Linked DNA regions of Homo sapiens: region 1 is linked to region 2. Evidence: chromatin contacts called from ENCODE Hi-C or POLR2A ChIA-PET data. All regions are on one chromosome and are shown on one strand. Each heading gives the region's core, a stretch centred on a gene start or an enhancer-like site at or near the end of the contact. The rest is flanking DNA. Distances are from core to core; before and after follow the strand shown.

Region 1 (6,988 bases), core at 3,171-5,670, 1.5 Mb after region 2:
AAGAAGAAGAGTGTATGATTATCATTGTATATTTGGAGAATAAATTGGAAAGGGCAAAACCGGAAGCAGGAGATTTGTTAAAGCTGCCGGAGTTGTCAAAGCGAGGGGTGATGGGGCTTAACACAGAGAGAAAACAAGGGATAAAAAAGAACCAGTGTCCAAGAAATTTAGGAGGCACACATGGACAGGACCTAATGATGAATTAGATAGGAGAGGTGAGAGAAAGAGAGAAGTCAAGGATGGATCTTAGGTGGATCTTAGCCTGTTGATCTCAGTGCTAAGTGTAGTACAGGCCGTGAGGTAGATGCTCAGTAAGAATGAGGAGCGTCGCTAAAGCCCCACCTTCTACATAAACTCCTGAATTCTCCCAGCATTCTCTCTGTGTTCCCCTAGCCCTTTTTTTTTTCATTCTGCATGAATGAAACTTGGGAAATTGCATGGATGCTCTGCCCTGAGCCAAGAGACTCTGGAGAGAAGCAAAATTGGCGGGGAAAAAGGTGAGTTCACTTTTTGAACACATGAGGTTTAGTGCAAGCAAGATATTCAAGTGGAGATTTCTAGTAAGGAATAGGTCAGGACGCCAGAGGGTTGAGCAGGAGAAACTGGAGGGACCTGGAGACTAAGGGCATCCTTAGCATGTAGAAGCTGGAGGTATGGCCCAGGGAAGAGCTGGGATTACCCGGAGAGAATGAGTAGAATGTATGGAGAAAGACTGGACAGATTCCTGAGGAATACTAGCAATTAAAGTGCCTGTAGAGAAGTCAGAGTTTACAAAGGAAACTGAGAATAAGCCACTAGAGAAAAGGGCAAAAGACAAACCAAAGGGGCATAATCAGGAAAGTAAAAGTAGAGAACAAAGGGAGGGCTCCTAATGGGAAATGCCGTTGAGAGGTCAAGAGACAAAAATCCCATTGAATAGAGTGTGGTGACTCAGATTCTCACTGTTACTTACTAAGTGACCTTAGACCAGTTATTTACACTGAGCCTCATCCATAAGTTGGAACGATTGCATTGTATTTAGATTGGTGTCTTAATACATGTGCAGTAAATCTTAGCCATTATTATTCAATGGCATGAATAACTATTAGGGACTTTGTTAGTGGGGAAGTGCCAAATTAGAGTGACTTTTAGCTGAAGGGGAAAGTGCAATTGAGCACTTGAGAGAGGCTGTTTAAATGCAAAGAAGCAGTTCCAGGGAGGAAGAGATAGAAGACAGAGGAGAAGACAGGCTTTCAGTGGGAATAAAGTAAAGCAACACAGAAGGACAGGCATGGCAAGAAGCCTGAGCCATGGGGTTACACAGCATGACAACAGATGTGGTCAAGTGCAATGGTCAGGAAGAGGCAGGAAGAGCTACGGTGGGAGTTGAGCCTGTAAAGAATGTTACATTCATCCAGGCACAGTGGCTCACGCCTGTAATCCTAGCACTTTGTGAGGCTGAGGTGGGCAGATCACCTGAAGTCAGGAGTTCGAGACCAGCCTGACCAACATGGAGAAACCCCGTCTCTACAAAAATACAAAATTAGCTGGGCGTGGTGGTGCATGCCTGTAATCACAGCTACTTGGGAGGCTGAGGCAGAAGAATTGCTTGAACTCAGGAGGAGGAGGTTGTGGTGAGCCGAGATCACACCATTGCACCCCAGCCTGGGCAACAAGAGTGAAACTCTGTCTCAAAAAAAAAAAAAAAAAGTTACGTTTATGAATTTGAATATTTGAATTTTGCTTTGTGTGGATATAAGGGAGCCATGGACAGTTGTACAGGAGTGGAAGGGTTTGTTTTGTTCTGCTTTGTTTTGTTTTTGAGACAAGGTCCCACTCTGTTGCTCAGGCTGGAGTGTGGTGGCACGATCACGGCTTACTGCAGCCTCAAATTACAGGGCTCAGGGATCCTCCTGCCTCAGCCTCCTGAGTAGCTGAGACTACAGCATGTGCCACCACACCCGGGTAATTTGTAAATTTTTTGTAGAGACAGGGTCTCACTACGATGCCCAGACTGAGGAGTGGAAAGTTTAACTCAACCTGTTTTAGAAAAATTATTCTAACAATAGAGAGAAGTATGGATTATAGAGGAGGAAGATTTAGAAAAGAGCTGTCCACAGTGTGTGGCTGGGGGAGGAATTTTAATAGAGAGCAAAAAAATCACTTGTAAGCATTTAACCTTGGCTAGGTCACTTAACCTCATCAAGACTCAATTTCTCCACTAATAAAATGGGAATAATAAGATTTCTCTCTGAGGTTCTTTTGGGCATTGCATTTTCTATCAAGTACCTACTATAGTGCTTGGCATACAGTATTCTTCTCACGCTCTATCCTCCTCCTGACAGCTCCATGCTGTTGGTGGGTATCCATGGTCGGGTATTGGAATGTCTTACTCTCCTCTGATTTTCAGGAGACATAAATTTTCTTCCTAACTTTGCAATACTGAAGGAAAAAACAGTCTTCTGAAAAGTTTCCTTCCAAGTGCAGGGCTAAATTTTCATCTCTGCTCACTCTCTGATTTGACAAATTGGCATAGCTCATTTGCTGTGTACCAAATTGTCTTGATGCAAGAGTTTTTACATTTGGGGCTGGGCAGTGGTTCAAAAGTATCACTTTCCCATTAAGCTTTATGGGATTTACCTACAAGATGGATAACACATCCTTCAGACAGATGGCACAGCCCTGAAGCCATTGCCTAATTTCTTCTTCAGTGTTCTCCTTTTATCCTGTCTTCTATGATAGCTGATTTCCTTACATTCATGTCCACCCAGAAATAACTAGTTTCTAGAAAAGCTGTAATATGGATTGTATTTCTGTAAAGCCATATGTTCCATACGTCCTGACATCCTCGCAGATGCCATTTGATTCCATTTTGTCATATTCATTTAATAAATATTGAGTGTCTGCTTGGTGCCTGGCATCTGCAGTGCAAAGAGGAATAATATTCAGTTCTACACGCTGAAGGATCCCATATTTTGTGGCAAAGCAAGATCTAAAGACATAATTTAAGTAGACTGTGAATAGGTTAATTTGGAGCTACTAACTGGCTATCATGCAGGTGGGAATTGGGAGGTCACAAGAAACTTTCAGCAAATCTGGCATTTGAACTGCACCTTGAATTGTGAACTGAATCTTCCCAGGTGAAGAAAAGGGGATGGGCTTTCCTGACATGTTTCCTGATGAAAGAGCATGTACTTGAAAGAGAATGGCTGGCTCTGTAAAGGGTGAACCGTGTGTTGTCCCAGGATTAGGATGCCAGCAGCTGTTTACTGAAAGCACAATATGTGTTGTGTGCATGGTGCTAAGTACTTGTTTTATTTCACTTGATGCACACGGCAACCATATGAGGCAGTCCTATTATTATTCCCATTGTACATGGGATATCACTGATGCTTAGAGAGGTTGGATAACTTGCCCATAACAGAGTGATAAGCTATAATTTGAATATAAACCATCCTGTACACTCCTGAGTCTGTACTTGCAAGCGACCCTGCCATACCAGATGTGTGCAGGCCATCTGTGTACATGTGTGTGGGGCAAGGGGGCAAGCTGAAGGCAGAAAGGTCAGTTGAGGCCAGCTTTGAGATACTGAACACCAAGATAGAGGTTGTTGTAGACAAACATCTCTGCATGTTCATTTTTTATAAAAATTCACTATATTACTTTTAAAGTGAAACAGAACCCACTCTTTAGAGCATTTTTTAGCAAAAGTCCTGCTTTAGTGGGACATAATGTGTACATAAAATGGGGACTGAGGTTAGTAATCTAATTAAAAACAAATCGTTCGCAGGGATTTTGATTCCTTCTTACTTCAAAGCGCATATTAACATATAAATGAATTCTGTCCTCAAGGTAAGCCCCAATTACGTAAAAGTATTTCCAGGTTATTCGCTCTTTTCACCTTAAAAATGACAAAGTTTATTTTTTATATAAAAATTGAGGAATTCAGAACTTAACCTCTCAGCTAGTTTGAGGACTAAAGCTGTGATGTGATTCAGATTTTATAAGATCTTCACAGAATAAAATATTCAATTTACTCTCAGTTCATAGAATATTTTCATGTTCGGCTCTTTTCCTTCATAATGAATTTTAAAAATTTTCAATTGGATCTTAAATGAGATGTATCCCCGAAGTGTTTCAAACAGCAGAAACAAACCCAAACCCACAAAGACATAAATCAACAAAAATAGCACTCTTTGCATTGGCTGTTTACCAATAAATGAACATTCGGGTTCGTGTTAGAACTCAGTGAATGAGCAAAACCGGAGGTTGTGTTTGCTTCCTTTCAAGCCCGTCTCTTTAAGATCTAAGTCAGTTCACATAGTGGTCAGTGAACATCCCACTCCAGAGGAACTGCGTGAGTGATCGAATACTCCAAGCCTGAAATCCTCGCGGGTCTCCTGGTGGGAAGGCCGAGACATTTGCGTTATGAGGCCCCGTGATGCTTTGCTTGGGAGAGCACAGACCTGTAAGCAGCAAGGCATCCAGCTGCTCCTCTTCCCTCCCATAAGGCCCTCACGACAGCCAGGCCCCAGAAACGTGAACTTTCTGAACTTGGGTGGCCAGGCTGCTTCAGAGCCTCTTCTGGAGTCAGCAACCCTCCTTTGCTCTTCCCCCCTCCCTCCCACGGGTTCTGCTTCCTGGACCCTTCTGCTGACCAAGGAAACCAGCCTTGAGCAATTCCTAAGTATTTCACTCAACCCCAAGCAGTCCAACCCCGCTAGGAGGACTCCCCTCTCCTTTTGCCAGATCTCTTCTGGAAACTGGCTCACTCTCACTACTCATGAGATGAGATTTAGCCTCTCTGGTCTGATGGTGGAGCAGAATCCTGAGGACCCCTCCCTACCTCCTCACAAAACTAGCACAGCGGCAACGAAATCTGGAGTTGGACACAGTCCAAGGTCTTCTCAGGGATCCGCTTCCTCCAGGAAGATTCTTCCTCACTTGTCAGTCAGCGAGACTGCCTTGGTCTTAACCTCTGACCTCAGGGATTATTCAAGCCTGGAAGGGTCGGGAGAACCTTTTTAGAAAAGGGTGGGACTTGGAGAAAAAGAGATTTGGACAGTATTGCAGACAGGAGAAGCAAACCGAGCCAAGAAGTGCAAGAAACCATCCTAAGTACAGGAGTCTCTCGTTTCAGTCTTGAAGATCTCCAGGAAAGGAAATTCCAGGGCTTCCCCTGAGTCTAACCCATCCTTTTTCCTATGACCTCTGATGCTCCATTTTATGGGTCCCGGCTGTTAAATATGTAAAACCTAAAAGGAAGAGGGCCAGGAAAAGGAGACCATGGTCTGCTACAGAAGTGCTAGCCTGGCGGAAAAAGCCAGTCTGGGCTTGTTTTGCGGTCCACTCTTGTCTCCTTTCAGCCACACGTGTGACATCACTAGGCCTTCTCTTAGGCTAGTTTGGGAGGGCGGCCTGCCGACATCCCCACTCTCCCCTCCAGAACCCCCTTGGTCAGGAATATAGCACGAAGGGTTCCCTCTCAGCTGCCTGGCATTGAGGCCATTTTCCTTTGCAAGGGCACTACTGTGGGAAAATGTTTTAAATCACTTTTCTCAGAGAAAGGGAAAAACTGAAGTTCCGGAGATGTCATTCACCCCCAGAAATGTCATACTATGACTTCCCCTTAACCTTTTTCTCTGTGTGTTGTGGAAATCTGTTCCAAGCCACTCCAGCAATTCAATTATGTAAATGGAGTGACCCCACCTCCTGAACACCGCCTGAGCTTGAGCCTGGCCGGCTAGAGTTTTTTGTGTGTGTGGTGTGTGAGAAATGGGATAGAGTGAGTGCCTCCATGGCCCACCTGGCCCTGGGTGCCCCCTCCCTGTGGCAGCTCTCTGTTCCTCCTCTCTTTAGTCTTCTCTCCTTTCAGCGTCCTTGTTGCCATCAGTTTTTGCTGTGGCCGTTCTGAGGTACCTGAAGAGCCAGAGTGGGAGATAGGAGTTATGACAGCCTTGAAAATGGAAAGTTGGGATCAGAAAGTCTACTTCTGGGACCCTGGAACAAGTGACTTAATCTCTCTCTCTCTCTCTCTTTGAGGCAGGGTCTTGCTATGTTGCCCAGGCTGGAGTGCAGTGGCATGATCACAGCTCACTGCAACCTCCAACTCCAGGGCTCATGTGATCCTCCCACTCAGCCTCTCAAGTAGCTGGGACTACAGGCATGCACTACCATGCCTAGCTAATTTTTTTACTTCTTGTACAGTTGGGGGTCTCGCTATGTTGCTCAAGCTAGTCTCAAACTTCTGGGCTCAAGTGACCCTCCTGCTTCGGCTTCCAGAGTTTCGGGATTACAGGAATGAACCCATTCCTGGCTGACTGATTAAGTCCCATGCCTGGCTGACTTAATCTCTTGCCTTCAGCTTCCTCATCTGTAAAATGGGTATACTATTAGCCTCATGAAGCTGTCTTGAGGATTGAAAGAGATGCTAATTATGAAAAAACTGTAGAACACAAAGTGCTGCAAGGATGTGAATATTCGAAAGCAGGTCCCTGGTCTCTTTCACTTTGGAGTGGGGTTGGGGTACGGCACAAAGCAGAATGTTTCCATTGCAAAGGAGCGTGATGGAGTAAGCGGCAGAGGGCCTGAGGGGCAAGGTGGCGTGGCAGGCACGAGTAAGTCTAGCAGGGCTCTTGGAAGAAGCAGTTTCCAAAGGAGAGGGCCCCATATTGGCAGGCAGGAAGGTGCAGGGTGCTCCCTTCTTCCTCACAGAAAACCCCTGGCGAGGAAGAGGTGTGATTTGATCAGGGTGGCTGCATCAGACAGGCGTTCAGTACCTTTCCCACCAGAGCTGGTGCTGCTCAGGAGCTGAGCCAAGTCAGGGCCTCATGCAGCCCAGCTCTCCTGCCTGTGAGGGAGACCCAGGCGTCAGTGAGATGTCCCTTTTGAATCCAGCCCATGCACCTGGGCCCCTTTACAGCGGTTCTCACTTCACCAGCACCTCCCCTTCCCACGCAGGCTTCCTGTTTTGAAACCACCAATAGATGGAAAATGTGAGTACTGCCGC
Region 2 (6,712 bases), core at 1,137-3,636:
GATTGCAGATAACTTCATTTTTCTTGTTTTAGTTTTCTACATTTTCAATCTTTTTACAATTAGCCTTATTAAATCTGTAATGACATTTTTAAAAGCATGAAAAAAATGTGTCTTATTTTTAGAAGTGGTGCAAAGTTACTGTGAAGAATAACTAAGCTGTATGTTCCTTGTGTTATAAAGTTTGTGGCTTATGATTTTATTTATTTCTAGTTTCAGGTTCATTGTTTAGTAGCTCTTAGACATAGCAGATAAAGAAATAAAAATTGACGTCATCTGAAATAATCAGTTGGTTAAAAAAAGCAAGTTTCTGAGTAGAAAGAACATTTCCCTGGGAACATACAAATCACAGCACCCATATCTGATTCACACTAATATAGACCGCTGGGAATACTTCTTACAAAATCATGCTTTTAAAATACTTGTTTATACTTCCCAGGCTTCTGATATTATGGTGGAAATGAATGAGATAATATTTTGAAATTATCTGATCATTTAGTACAAGTATTCTACCTACATAAATACAAATTACTGTTATTTTTATTATTTTTTTCCGCACTCTAGAGTCCCAGGCCAGCTTTTGCAATTTTATATATAAATTTGCCCACAAACTGGTGAGCCAAATGGATAAAGCAAAGGCAGTCAGCCAGGCAAATTTGCATGTGGATTCTCTGAAGGACTCAGGGAGAATGTCGCCTTGCAGTTTCAGGGGCAAATTTATTTGTGTAGTACAGATGGTTGCCTCAAGAACCATTTATAACACAAATTGCTATTACAGTGTGCCATTCTCATTAACTTAGAACTAGATTAGTTTTGCCTGAGTTACAAATGGATAAAAAGTCTATTTATTTCACGCTTTTAATAATATATCTGTATATATCTTAAGCTGTATTTTAAAATATATCTACTTAAACTCAGGAAGTAAATAGGGATTTGCGAATGATTGTAACTCAAGCATCTACCTTCCTCTCTTGAGGGGGCACTTTCCTCTGGCATGTTGAGGGGTTGGTGCTGTGTTGTCTCCTGAGTCAGTTCTTGCTACAGTTGCCGTTTGAGCCTCTCTTCTGGTTTCTGCTTAATTCATATCTGCTCATTACTTAGAACTCTCAGACGAAACTCCCTTGATATAATGCTGTAATAGTCAAGAGAGTCTCAATGGAGATGTGCTCAGGTGGATTCAGTCTGGTGGAGACCATGGGAATCTCCTTAGAGAAAGCTTCTCTTGTGCCAAGTCTTGGAGGGCACAAGGGAATTGGCTAGGTAAATGAAAATGCCCTCTAGGGAGGGATAGCATGGTGTACTTACTAGTTCAGGCAAAAGGGTGAATCTGGAGCTGAGAGACAATAAATTGATACCTGGAGCAGTGCACTTGTACTTTCCATGCAAGCTGTTTGGGTAGCTGGAATTAAGAGGTCAAGTAAGGACATACAGGAGACGAATCTCTAGAAGTAACTAGATTACCATGTTAGGCTGTTTTTGCATCACTCTAAATAAATACCTGAGGCTGGGTAATTTATAAAGAAAGGGGGTTTAATTGGCTTATGGTTCTGCTGGCCATACAAGAAGCAAAGTACCAGGGTCTGCTCCTGGTGAGGGCATCAGGAAGCTTCCAGTCACAGTGAAAGGTGAAGCAGGAGCAGCCGCATCACATGGCAAGAGCTGAGAGCAAGAGAGAGAGAGCACGGAGAGATGCCACACACTTTCAAACAACCAGATCACATGTGTGGGAACTCGGAGCAAGCACTCACTCATTACCAAGAGGATGATGCTAAGCCATTCATAAAGGATCTGTCCCCATGATCCAATACCTCCCCTTAAACCCCAACTCCAACATTGGAGGTCATATTTCAACGTGAGATTTGGAGGGAACAAAAGTCAAAACTGTATCAATCATGAAGGATATTGATATTATAGGATAGGCAATGTTTGCAGAATTGAGTATGGTCTGCAATTACTTCCCTTTACTTCATATTTTTACTATTCTTTGCTGCCTGATTTGAACGTGTTTTCATCCTCCCACCCATCCCTTCTCTTGCCTGGTTTTTCTGCCACTGGTGATCTAGCAGTTTAGTTCTTTTTTTTTTTTCCAGCAAAAGAGCATCGATTTCTCAATAGCAATTTAGTTCTGTCTCATCTAGTTAACATATGCATTCTTAAATGCTTTCTATACTTGTCTCACATTCTCCTACCTTCAGCTCCTGACAACTGCCTGATTTGCTCTGTATTTCCAAAGCTAAATTAGTAAGAGAGGGAATTAGATAGTTTAGATAATTCCTTTCTTCTCTATCTAACAGAACTTTTCATGACAGCCCTATCATGAGCTACTAGCCTGACCTTGGATTGGCTGCCCTTGGGTCAGACTCCAGGCCTGGTGGTATCTGGCAGGAAGGGCAATTTCGATAAGGTCACAGAAATCACATGGACAGAATGTGCCTGCCAAAGGCTGTTCCTTCAGTCGGAACTGTAAGCAGGGCTTTTGCCCTTTGACCAGGCCAAGGGAAGCAGGCCTTGTCATGCAGGGGTTCAAGGTCCAGCTCCACCACTTACTAGCCTTGAGTAAGCTATTTAGTCTTGTTAGAGCACCAGATCTCAAAACTTTAAATTGAGAATGAAAAATACGTAACTTGCAGAATGAGTGTGAGAATTAGAGATCGTATATAAAATACCTGCTTCACGGCAATTACATGATAAATAGTAACAAACAAGGTGGGAGGGTCACTTGAGCCCAGGCGTTTGAGATCAACCTGGGCAACATAGTGAGACCCCATTTCTAACAAAATGTTTAAAAAATTAGCCTGGCGTGCTGGTCCATGCCTGTAGTCCCAGCTACTTGGGAAGCCGAGGAGTTTGATGCAGCAGTAAGCCATGATTATGTCACTGCACTCCAAAAAACAAAAGAAAGAAGCACAGAATGTTTAACCTAGTCTTAAAATGAGACTTTCCCTACCCATTGCCTCTATTGTTGAACATTTTAAGTTTATCCCAATTTTCCATTTTTATAATTAATGCTGCAGTAAACATTATCATGAATATAGTTCTCTCTTTTGAATTATTTTAAGATAAATCCTTAAGATATGCTTTACTAGAACAAAGGATATAAATATCTCTATGGATTTTAACGCATATTGTCAAAGAGGAATCCAAAATAAATTAATGAGTAATGCCAAAAAATGTTAAGAACTTGCCAGTTACCTTGAAGACATACCTGAATTAAATATTATGCTTGTTTTTTTTTCTTTTGGGTTTAGTAGATATAAATGAGATCTTGCTATGATTTGTTATTATGACTAACAATATTAGATTTTAAAATGGCTATTGATTTTCATTTTGTGTGACTGAACTGCTCATGTACTGCTTATTGATGAGGTTACAAAGTGTATACAATATGTGCATATATATGGAATACACACACATATATACACATATGTATGCACATATATACACACACATACATACACAAATATACATACATATACACACACACATATATATCTCACTTATGATTCTTATCTCATTATAAAATTTTTATGTTTAACTTCATATACTCATAGCTTTCCACTCCATCATAATATTTGAAATTTCTGTTTTTATGTCAGCACCACATTTAAAATGCATTCTAACATGGGAAAGGAATAGCTCTTTTTCCTTGCTCTGTTCTTCTTCTTTTTTAAAGATCATTTATTATTATTGCCTACCAATTTATTCAAAATTAATTTCAGAATTATTTTATGGATTCTATAAAATAATTAGGTGGGAATTTTTATTGATGTTGATTAATGCAATCCATCCATTAGAGAAACTATTTTACTTCTTTACCAGTATAGAAGAGATTTCTGAAATATTCTTTTCTGTATACCAATATAATTTCATAATTTATCTTATGTAGTCATGCAGACCCCGACCTAATTCATAATATATATCTTTACTTTATTAGAGTCTTTATTGTTACTATTAATTTAAGCTGATTTCTCAGTTTTTGTGACTACAAATAATGCCTTCTTGTTACAAAATTTTAATCTCAGATAATTAATTTTTGAAGTATAGTTTTAAAAGGAAAGAAAGAAAGAAAACAAAGAAAGGAAGTAAAGGGAGAGAGGGAGGAAGAAAGAAGGGGGAATGGAAGGGAAATTTCAACCAAACTCCACTGTTTTCTAACATCTATTTGAATCTGTTTATATCTTTGTAAAAGCTATTTATATATTTCTTCTTTAAATAAATTATGATTATTTTATATATATATATATATATATATATATATATATATATATATATATATATATACACACACATACCCTTCTAGGATTTTCCTGAATTTTATTACCTACAAATAACAATACTGTTTTATTTCTTTCAAGTAATAACTTCTTATAACATTTTGTTTCTTTATTGTATTATTAACTCTCAAAGCAATGTAATCAAAACAGTAACTGAGAAATGAGGGAATGGGAGTATACAGTTCCCTCTCTTTACATTTCCACTTTGTTCCTGGGGGAAGACACACTTCTATACCCCCTCATTACACTGGACCTACACTAGTATTTAATCTCATTGTTGATAGCTTGGAAGATTCATTGGTGCATGCTTGGCCAGTGGAAGAGGGCGCCTTATTAAAAGATGTGTTTCTGTGCATACATGCTCAAATCTAATTTCTCTGCCTAAAACTGAATGGTCTGCTCCGAAGAACTGACAAAGAATAAGAAAAGAGCAGGTCTCACAAAGGCCTCCTGTTTTTTGCTGAATTCTCCAACACAGCCCTACATTCTAATTTATATCACAGGCTTGCCTGCGATAATAAAGGAGTATTTTGTTTCCTGCAGCTTCCTAGACCCAAATGCTTAACACATTGATGCTTCCTATGGACCAAGCACCAATGTGTCTAGAAATGAGCACATGAGAATACAGAGCTGTGTGCGCAACTGCTTCTAGCCCACCTGGTGTCTCTGTGTGAAGTAGAAAATTCTCATGAAGACACTTGAGTGCTTTTTGTCCAGAATATATTTATCATTTATCTATGATACGTATTTATCATACCATTTCTATGATACGTATTTATTGTTTTTCTATGATAAATACAGTATGAATGGTGTGTGAAAGGAAATTAAATATTGAGGCCCCCAACTCATTAAGCCGAAGGGAAAAGTCAAACTGGGAACTGGGTCACACAAACCCGCCTCCCCCTTTTGGTTCCTAAATAAGATGGCTACAAGATGTAAAGCTACTTGCCTCCCCCCATTTGCCCTCAAGGAAATTCCTAGTGAGCTGCAAGATCTTTTAATGTATTTCTGTTAAAATTTCACCATGGCAATGTAAAATGATAGCTTATATTTATAGGTGGAGTCACCCCCAGCCCACCAGACACATATGCATATCTGATGTTCCCCTGCCCCATTTTGTCTATATTATCTTATGTAAAATGCAGATTCCCTGCAGTTTTCCTCTGCCTCATTTGTCTATGTCATCTTATGTAAAAAAATGTAGATTCACTGAGCCAGACAAAGGCATGAATGACTATTTTTCCCTACCTTCCTCTTACATGGAAATTGTGTACTTCTCAATATTCCGCTCTTTCCCCTTTAAATTTGGAGCCCTTAAAATCAACTTCAGAGAAAGGCATAGTCCTGTCTCCCGGGCGCACACGCTTATATCTTTGGCAAATAAACCTCCTAAAATGATTGAGACTTATCTTGTCATTTTTCTCAATTGACAGGTGTTTCTTAAAACTGTTCAATGCACAACCTGCAAACTGTATGTGGTGGCCTGGCTCGGAACGGAGATTGCAATCCATGCTGAAGCTGCAGTGAGTTCACTGAGTCAGGGGAGTGGCAGCTGATCTGAAATCTTAGTGGTAGCTGGAATCTACAGGTAGGGCTCCACAGACTCCGACTGTGATCACAAACATCATCAGATTCTTGTGAAAACTGATTGATTTGGATGCCAGAAAAGAGTTGCCTAATATCACAAACAGAGAAATCAGAGTTCTATTTCCTAGAGTAGGGATGGATATCCTGAGGACTTCAAAATTGCAGAGGTAGCTGCAGTTTTTGTCACAGTGCCATGGGAAAGGACAAAGCTATCTCCAGAGCCAGGAAGGCTCACCACAAACAGGCTTTTGTAAAATACAAGAACTGGGCATGGAGGTAGTAGGTGCAATTTTGGAAATGCAAAGTATTGGTAGTTAGGAAATGAATATAAATAGATACACACTGCACACACACACACACACACACACACACACACATATTTTTTCTTTTTCCATTTATTCTACTTATGAGCTAGAACTGTGGGACCAGTGCCTTTAAAGTGTTGTCTGAAGTAGCAGGATGATGAGAGGTGAATAAAGATTCTTTTGTGTAGTGAGAGTTAAGCAGGACTACAGTAATTAAAAAGAAAATTGGGGAGGGGGTTGTTAGTGAGGAATACACGGCAGATGTAACTGTTTCTCATGGAGCCCTTGAGGAGATATTGTTAGGAAATGCCAACAACTGTGGGATGGAATGAAAACCACCTTGGGGACATACATATCCAGGAACATGGTGGACTAGATAGCCAAAACATTCCTTCCAGTGCAAACATCTGGAAATACAAGATAAAATGTGATAATCATATTGATAAAAGTATAAATGACCTCATAGAAGGTCAAAGAAATTCTCATCATTCAAAACTAAAAGGGAGCTGGAAATCAGAATAGAAAGCTGACAATAAAACCTTCACTGCC

What was found. Hi-C counts contacts between places; a loop is a spot of excess contacts on that map. ChIA-PET counts read pairs that join two places held with the same protein, here RNA polymerase II (POLR2A). Pooled maps may share reads with other maps.
Region 1: a loop to region 2 is called in a map with no recorded cell type, with 4 times the contacts of the local background. The contact joins two enhancer-like sites. A Hi-C loop is called at or near these places in 2 of 37 single-sample maps with no recorded cell type and 5 of 50 pooled maps. POLR2A ChIA-PET finds 5 or more read pairs at or near these places in 1 of 52 experiments (activated CD4-positive, alpha-beta T cell).

Annotation. Positions count from the first base shown.
Region 1 is chr11:122,737,216-122,744,203 of GRCh38, forward strand. All of the region lies in intron 1 of UBASH3B (ubiquitin associated and SH3 domain containing B), which reads left to right. Among named protein-coding and RNA genes, the nearest start is that of UBASH3B, 85 kb to the left of the region's middle. RefSeq lists an enhancer at 6,463-6,562. Within about 2 kb of position 4,421, at least 17 of the 41 ENCODE cell types and tissues checked have a DNase peak (open chromatin) inside an H3K27ac peak, as active enhancers do.
Region 2 is chr11:121,229,350-121,236,061 of GRCh38, forward strand. No RefSeq gene overlaps it. Among named protein-coding and RNA genes, the nearest start is that of SC5D, 60 kb to the right of the region's middle. Within about 2 kb of position 2,387, at least 2 of the 41 ENCODE cell types and tissues checked have a DNase peak (open chromatin) inside an H3K27ac peak, as active enhancers do.